Regions from separate parts of the Mus musculus genome. Here all the other regions are linked to region 1. The links are chromatin loops, found by intact Hi-C in ENCODE. Cell type or tissue: gastrocnemius. All regions are shown on one strand.

Region 1 (2,500 bases):
TTCGTTTTGTTTTTTGAGACAGAGTTTCTCTGTGTAGCCCTGGCTGTCCTGGAACTCACTCTGTAGACCAGGCTAGCCTTAAACTCAGAAATCCACCTGCCTCTGCCTCCCGAGCGCTGGGATTAAAGGCGTGCGCCACCACGCCCGGCTAGGGAAGCAATTTTCAAATTGCATTCTCATTGACTTTGGTTTTCCGAGACAGGATTTCTCTGTGTAGCCCTGGCTGACCTGGAACTCACTTTGTAGACCAGGCTGGCATCAAACTCAAATCTGCCTGCCTCTGCCTCCCAGGTCGTGCACCACCACTGCCCGGCTCTCAGACTTTTTTTAGACTTTCTAAAGCTCTCAGCCTTATAACTGTTCTTTCACGTGTTTAAATAATTGTTTGTATGCATTTCTTTTCCTTCAGGCAGCCCAGGCTGGCTTCCAATTCACTAGGTAGCCTAGGCTAGCCTTGCACTTTCTGATTCTTTTTCCTCTCCCTTCTAAGTACTGAGGCTGCAATTCTTAGCTGCACACCCAGTCCTAAAAAGAAACTTCTTGAGGAAGGGGACTAAGAGTGATGGAGGAGGCGGCGCTCATAATGTCAGGAATTCTGGGGACAATGGAAGCATAAAGGCAACAGGAGAGTGCAGTGGGTTTTGTTTTGTTTTCACCATGTAACAGGTAACTAAGAATTGACTGGAGGTCAGCACTCTGAGAAGTGCTGGAGAATGAAAAGTATGCTTGAAGCAGATGTCAAGATGCTATGCAAAGGCAGAAGAGTCTCTTCTAACTCAAACTTGAGGCTCTGAGGCTGAGCTTCCCGGCGGCCCTGTGTGCTGGGAATTCCGAAATATATATTCCAGAAGTGAGTCAAGTCATGGAGAAGGCAAGATTTCAGCATAGGCAAATTCATGTATTTAACTTAATTTTTACCCCCTCCTGCTTAGAAAAATAATTATATAAGTGTGGTGTGTGTGCGTGCATGCCGAGCGTGTTTTTAAAAATGTCCTCCTGCCCGGTAGTGGTGGCACACGCCTTTAATCCCAGCACTTGGGAGGCAGAGGCAGGCTGATTTCTGAGTTCGAGACCAGCCTGGTCTACAGAGTGAGTTCCAGGACAGCCAGGGTCACACAGAGAAACCCTATCTCGAAAAACCACCCCCCCCCCAAAAAAAAAAAAAAAAAAGTCCTCGCAAAAAGCCTCTATTTCCCTTTCTCATCGCCCATCCTCCATGCTCGTTGAGAGGAGGAAGATGACATTCATCCTCCTACCGGCAGGGGGCGATAGCCCGCGCATCTTGAGGCCTACAGCCACTCTTTCTCACGTCGCTTGCGTGCTGGTGGTGCTACATACTGCGCATGCGTACGTGACTCCGGTCTTTTTCCCCCTTAGCGCGGCCGACTCTGCAGGTCTGCGTGGAGCCGCGGTTGCGGGTCTCTATTCCGCAGGATGGTGAGTGGGCATCTGGGTCTCAGGCCCGTGCGTGCACCGGGGTGCCCCCTCCTCTCGCGGATGCCCGCTCGGGGTCGGCTCGTGCGACCCGGGGGGCAGATGGCATTCGATTCCCGGCTCTGCGCCCGCCGTTCCAGCGTGGCCTAATGGCTGCCGGGTGCCAGCCGGGGGAGGGGCCGCGGCGGAGGGTGCTCGGGACGAGGCTTCCGAGTCCGGCTGCCAGCCGCAGTTGTCTCCGGGGTCGTCAGGAGGCCGTGCCACGGAAGCCCGAATCCCTCGGCCTCGCACAGAGCCCTGAAGCCGGGAGTGTCTGTCAGTGGAGGCCGTGGCGCTGCTGCGTCCCGGAAGGGATGTGGCGGCCCCTGGCTCTTCCTGGCCAGAGTCTGGCCCTGTTTTCAGAGATTTGCTGAGATCGGACTTGAGAGGTGGGGTGCAGCTCTTCATTTGCGAGGAGTAATTGTAGATCGTACTCTGCCATTTGAGCCCGGTTTAGGCAGGGAGGAAGTGAGCGCCGAGTGGTTGAACTTTCTCGGTGAGGTGTGCAGTTGTCGGCACAGATTGGCTCCGGTGTAGGTGATACATCCCGGCGGTTTGGCGTAGGGATCGATCAGTGGTACAGGAATTGAAAGATTGTTTAAAGGCAGTACGAAAATGTCTTTGTACCTGCAAGTTGTAGTAAGGAGCCTGCAGTTGTGGATGGAGCGACTTGGGTCGGTGCCCTATTCCGCCCAGCCATCTTTACGTGTTTTCTGAGGCTTAGTTAGGTGTGTTTGGCGAAGAGAACCAGTGCAACAGCAGTTCTCCATCTGGTTCTTAACCCATCTGTCAGATATTTGTATTAACGATGAATAACTACAAGATTAAATTAACGAAGCAGCAACGAGATTTATGGTTTGGGGAAGGGTCACCACAGCATGAGGAACTAACCTTATTAAAGGTTGAGCACTGCACAACAGCGATTCTTGTTTCCGGTCAGCTTAGAAACATGCTATAGAAGTTGACACTTGTAATAATTTGCTTTTGAAACTTGGGCATGATTTTGTTACATAGTTAAATAAAAAAA
Region 2 (2,500 bases), 300 kb before region 1:
AAACAGAAATATCGAATTTCTACTAAAACCAATAAAGTCTATGATATTACTGAAAGGAAGGTAAGTTCAGAGCTATTGAAAGTGGCAGTTAATTTTTAAATGAAATTGTACAAAACTTTAATTTTTTTACTTTAAAATTTGTCTGTTAGAAAATAGCTATATTTACAGGTTGTTTCTGTTAAAAGCTAAGGTACTAAGAAAATTTCTTGCTTGAGCTTTAATAAGACTTGAAGCTGGGTGTGGCAGAGACCGGAGAGTCAAGGGTTAGATTTATTCTCGGCCCTGCAGCAAGTTTGAGGCTTCTCTGGGCTACCTCTCTAGCTCAAAAATGATTTGAACATTTGAAAACATGAATACATGCTAGTATAAATGCAGACAAGTAAGCCGTGGTGACAGGGATGAGCCAGGAGCAGACTGATCACACATATGAACCCTGCATGTCATAGGAGGGATGGGTTTGAGCAGCTAGAGGCAGCACAGTTAGTCATCCTGATAAAAAAACGTGAGAACTGCTTATCCCAGCAAAAGCAGGTTTGAGAAAGGCAGGGCAGACCTCTCTCAAAACTTGGGCAGAAAAGTAGACCATATATGGAAAGCTGGTAAACTTTCTTATATTAAATTTAGAGATTTTGTCCATTATAAATGAACAAGAGAAAGATGTAAAGTTGTATTTTCTAAAAGTTGATAGCTAGAAAGTGTAGTCTAAGAGGAAGGCAACGTAATGGAAACTTTTATATACTAAATACAAATGGTTAATGAACATTCAAAAACGCATTCAGTCTTTTCAGTAATTGGAGAAAAAGCCACTCTAAACACAGTGAGTTCGTTGTACAACTCACAAAGATGAGAATGAAGGCTAGTACATCCACCTTTAGAGCCTGTTTTGGAATCTGTTTCACACCATGAAGTGGAAGAAGGCTGGGGTTCAAACCCAGAGCCTCTTACATACTAGAAGGGCTCACTAATGCTAAGTACAGTTACAAGCCCAAAAATGTATCACATTCTTCATGAACAAGCCTTCATATTCTTTGTTATATGCCTTGAAAAAATTGCTGAGCTATGTGTACCAGGGTAAATGTATAAAAATATTGATAACTATAAAATATAGGCATAGAGTAGAATGATATTCTGAGTTTAAAAAGAAGGTAAGTGTTATAGGAACTTTGAAGACATCAAGTGCAGAAAACTAACCCAAAAGGACAAAGACTGCATAACCGACTCACACAAGGTTCCTAAAGTAATAATTTTTATAGCAGAATGAAGCTTATCAAAGAAGGTAGGAATAAAATGTTACTGTTTCATGGGTGTTATTTCAGTTTTGTGCTCTGAGAAGAATTCCAAAGATATATACTGAAGAGTTGTACAACAATGTGAACTTATGTCATTGAATGTACACTAAAACATAGTGATATGGCCGGGCGTGGTGGCGCACGCCTTTAATCCCAGCACTCGGGAGGCAGAGGCAGGCGGATTTCTGAGTTCAAGGTCAGCCTGGTCTACAGAGTGAGTTCCAGGACAGCCAGGGCTATACAGAGAAACCCTGTCTCAAAAAACCAAAAAAAAAAAAAAAAAAAAAAAAACCATAGTGATGAGTAACAGGTGTGTGGCATTGCCTCTGTCCCAGCTCCCGAGAGGCCAGGGCAAAAGAACTTAGAGTTTGAAGCCCACTGGGCTACACAGCAACCCTCTGTCTCAAAAGAAAAAAAAAAAAAAGGATTAAGAGAGCAAACTTTGTATGTATTTTAAAAGGAGATATCTCAGGAGTTTAATGCCATGTGTTCACAACCTCAGCACTGGAGGTTGGAGACAGGCAGACCCTGATGGCTCACTAGCCAGTCAACTGAGCCAAAAGTGGAAGCTCAGAATTCAGTGAGAGAGACCCAGTCTAAAAACCATGAGGAGATGAGTAATTGAATAGCACACCCTGTTACCCTCCAGCCGCAGAGGTGAGTGCTCACACAGACACATAGGTACTGCTTGTGTACATGAGTGCACACACAGATACACATGCCATGTTGGGCGCCACCTGTTGTGGGAAATATTAAAAACGTCAACCCACCATGTCTCTTGCCCTGCTAGTCCGTATTCCTGCTCTAGTACCAGTACTGGTGGGCCACAACACTATGTCCTCATGACCACGTGGAAAAGATGTACCATATGCATGCCGGGCGTGTGTATACACATACATGCCCTTGTATACAAATTAGACAATTAAAAAAGTGAAAGTATTAAATGTAGTCTTTAAAAACCATTTTTTATTAAGGTTATTGTTGTGGCTCACACTGAAATTCCAATACTTGGTTAGCTGAGGCAGTAGGATGCCACAAATTCACAAATTCAAAGCCAACCTGAGTTACACTGTGAGTTTTGGGCCATCCCAGAGTACAAAGTGAGATCCCATCTCAAAAAAAAAAAAAAAAAAAAAAAAAGCTTACAGCATTTACATGGTAGCAAAAACGTCAAACTGTTCAGTTGTACATAAGTAAAGAATACCGTATAC
Region 3 (2,500 bases), 300 kb before region 1:
CAGTATGGCTTAAGGAGTGATCTTGAACCTACTGTACCAGAGAAACTTATGAAAACAATAAGAAATTTAAAATTAAAGACTACTGGGACTAGAGAAATGGTTTGGTAGATAAGAGCAAATACTATCCTTGCAGAGGACCTGAGTTCAATTCCCAGCACCCAGATCAGGTGGCTCACAACCACCTGTAACTCCAGCTCTGAGTGGTCCTAACGCTACGGCTTCCATGCCAGGCACTTATACTCATATATACCCCCTACCAACACACATAAACAGACATGTACATGATTTAATATGCTTTTAAATACAATTTACTAACGTTTACCTTCATACATATGCATGTGCCTGATGCCCATTGTGGGCCAGAACAGGGCCTGGGTTTTGAGAAATGAACCCAGGTCCTCCGCAAGAACAAGTGCTCTTAACCACTGAACCATCTCTCTAGCCCCTTATGCCCCTTGTGAGCGAGGGTCTCTCTCTCTCTCTCCATAGCCCAAGCTGTCCTGGAAATTTACCATGTAAACCAGGCCAGCCTCAAAATCAGAGACCCCTCTGCCTTTGCCTCCCAAAAGTACTAGGATTGAAAGTCACCACCACCATCATCATTATCATCTAATCTACTTTCCTGATTTTTTGATATTTACAAGTCAAAAAAGAAGAAGCAGAATTTAGTTAAGATAAATAACATGAGTGACCACAAAGTAAAGATACTCTATGCCCTTCCCATATATTTAAAGGTGTTTTCGGAGAAGTACTTACACATCTTTTTATTATGCTCTGAAGTTCCTCCACAGCCATTCCTAATTATTTTCCTAATTTTGATGCTGTAATGAACTAATACAAAAAAACCCAGTTAATTGTGTGATACCATGTAAATTATGTTTCATAAACCGTTTCATTCTGAATTATTAGACAACAAACACAATGTAAAGTTTTATAGGTTAACTGCTATTACTGAACGTTACTGTGTTAGCCTAATGAAGCATTTTTAAAAGCCCCTGATATAATGCCTAAAGAAAGTAATTTTTAAAGAATGACGAGTAAAAAAATAAAAAGAGCCCTAGAAAGAACTACTAGAAAAGCCTTTGTTTAAAAGGAAAACAAAAATCCAAATTGTGGACCTGGAATGAAAAATCTAATCATTAAGTAATTTTTTTAAATGTCCCATTGACAAAAACTGGAATCCAACATAATTAAGTCACCCAAAGAAGTTGAAGATTCCGATGCCGCCCACCCCATTCTCCACAGGATCTCCCTCCTCACATAAACAATCGTCAGTGAGATCACCGAGTATCACGAAAAGGAGGCCAGCAGCGAAGGTCCTTGCCCCGCAGGCGCGAACAGGAAAATCACACCCTACCGCGCCTGGCTGAGGCGAAGGGAGGCCATTTCTCCCTGCTCCTGCAGGGCAGGGTGTCCAGGCTCCAGCACCTCCAGAGGCCGAGCAGGAGAGCCGCGTGCGGCGCAGGTCCTGTTCGGCGAGCCCGATCCGCCCGACCCAGCATGTCTACCTACCCGCCGATCCACGCGCCTGCCTCTTGCCCTCCTCCTCCTTCTCCACTTCAGGTAGCGCAGGCCGCACTCCTGGCCCCGCCCCCGGACCGGACCCTCCCCCTCCGCCGCTCGCCCCGCCCCGCCCTGGGCCCGCCCCCTCCGCCGCTCGCCCCGCCCTCCCTGGGCCCGCCCCCAGCCCGGTTCCGGGCGAAGCGTGAGGAGGTAGATGTGCTGTCCCGACCCCCTCTTCTGACCGCATTTCCCCATGGCTGACTCTGCCGTACCTTGCTCTCTAGGCCCAAGTACCCGGGCTTCCAGCACCCACCGAGATGCTACCGGTACGAACAAGAGCCACCGTCCCAGGCTGGGACCCTGAGACCTTGGTTTGAGTACCACGCACGCGCGGGCCTCTTTCTGAGGCTGCGCCGGGGAGAGCGAGAACTCCGGGTGGATGAGGCCCAGAGCTTCCCAACGCAGGCTGTCCTAGTGCCTTCGGGGGAGGAATCCCACACTCTTACACAGGGGTTTTAGGATCTACCCGTACGTGGGAACAAGTGGCCAAGGCAGGTGGTGGTCAGTTGCCTTGAACCTTGGATTGCTTTGATATCTGGTCTCTGAGGTCTCAGACTCCTCTCTTTAGGCAAGGGAACAAACATTTGGGAGACTGAGCAATGTTTATTCTAAAGGAACCCAGTTTAGAGAGTGTTTTAAAAGCACTTGATTAAAGCGCATCCGATGAGAAAGAGTCCTCGAAGAGACTGCCGTCATGAAAATGTAAAATGTAATTAATTTACAGAAACAATTGAATTTGCTTCCTGTTTAGCCCCCCCTTTTGTTTTTGTTTTTCTGGGGGGGGGGTTGTTTTTCTTTTTTTGTACACATCGAAGTTGGAAATGAGATGTGTGAGAGAAAAGGAAATGGTGCCTACAGTGTGATATTTGGGGACTACTCTGCTACATCAAATGCATTGGCACTTGACTTTTCTCTCTTCAATTGTAGGTACTAAACA

Evidence for each region. Peaks named below come from ENCODE experiments on the same cell type or tissue, not always from the same donor. Only the 100,000 strongest peaks of a DNase experiment are listed, where the experiment ranks them.
Region 2: a loop joins it to region 1, with 3 times the contacts of the local background. A loop is called at or near these places in 23 of 42 quality-filtered maps.
Region 3: a loop joins it to region 1, with 27 times the contacts of the local background. A loop is called at or near these places in 3 of 42 quality-filtered maps.

The regions. Positions count from the first base shown.
Region 1 is chr5:107,899,210-107,901,709 of GRCm38, forward strand. It overlaps Rpl5 (ribosomal protein L5), which reads left to right and starts at 1,319. Exons shown (of 8, transcript NM_016980.2): 1 at 1,319-1,437. The coding sequence starts at 1,435. In gastrocnemius, a CTCF peak has its summit at 1,270 (motif pointing right); DNase peaks (open chromatin) are centred at 1,304 and 2,083; H3K4me3 peaks cover 1,516 bases; H3K27ac peaks cover 1,170 bases.
Region 2 is chr5:107,603,827-107,606,326 of GRCm38, forward strand. Rpap2 (RNA polymerase II associated protein 2) reads left to right here. Exons shown (of 13, transcript NM_144911.3): 5 at 1-60. Among named protein-coding and RNA genes, the nearest start is that of Rpap2, 7.4 kb to the left of the region's middle. In gastrocnemius, no CTCF peak of the experiment used is centred here; no DNase peak of the experiment used is centred here.
Region 3 is chr5:107,596,032-107,598,531 of GRCm38, forward strand. It overlaps Glmn (glomulin, FKBP associated protein), which reads right to left and starts at 1,608. Exons shown (of 19, transcript NM_133248.2): 1 at 1,513-1,608; 2 at 757-831. The coding sequence starts at 795. Rpap2 (RNA polymerase II associated protein 2) reads left to right here and starts at 1,665. Exons shown (of 13, transcript NM_144911.3): 1 at 1,665-1,829; 2 at 2,491-2,500. The coding sequence starts at 1,757. In gastrocnemius, a CTCF peak has its summit at 1,440; DNase peaks (open chromatin) are centred at 1,606 and 1,865; H3K4me3 peaks cover 1,779 bases; H3K27ac peaks cover 1,486 bases.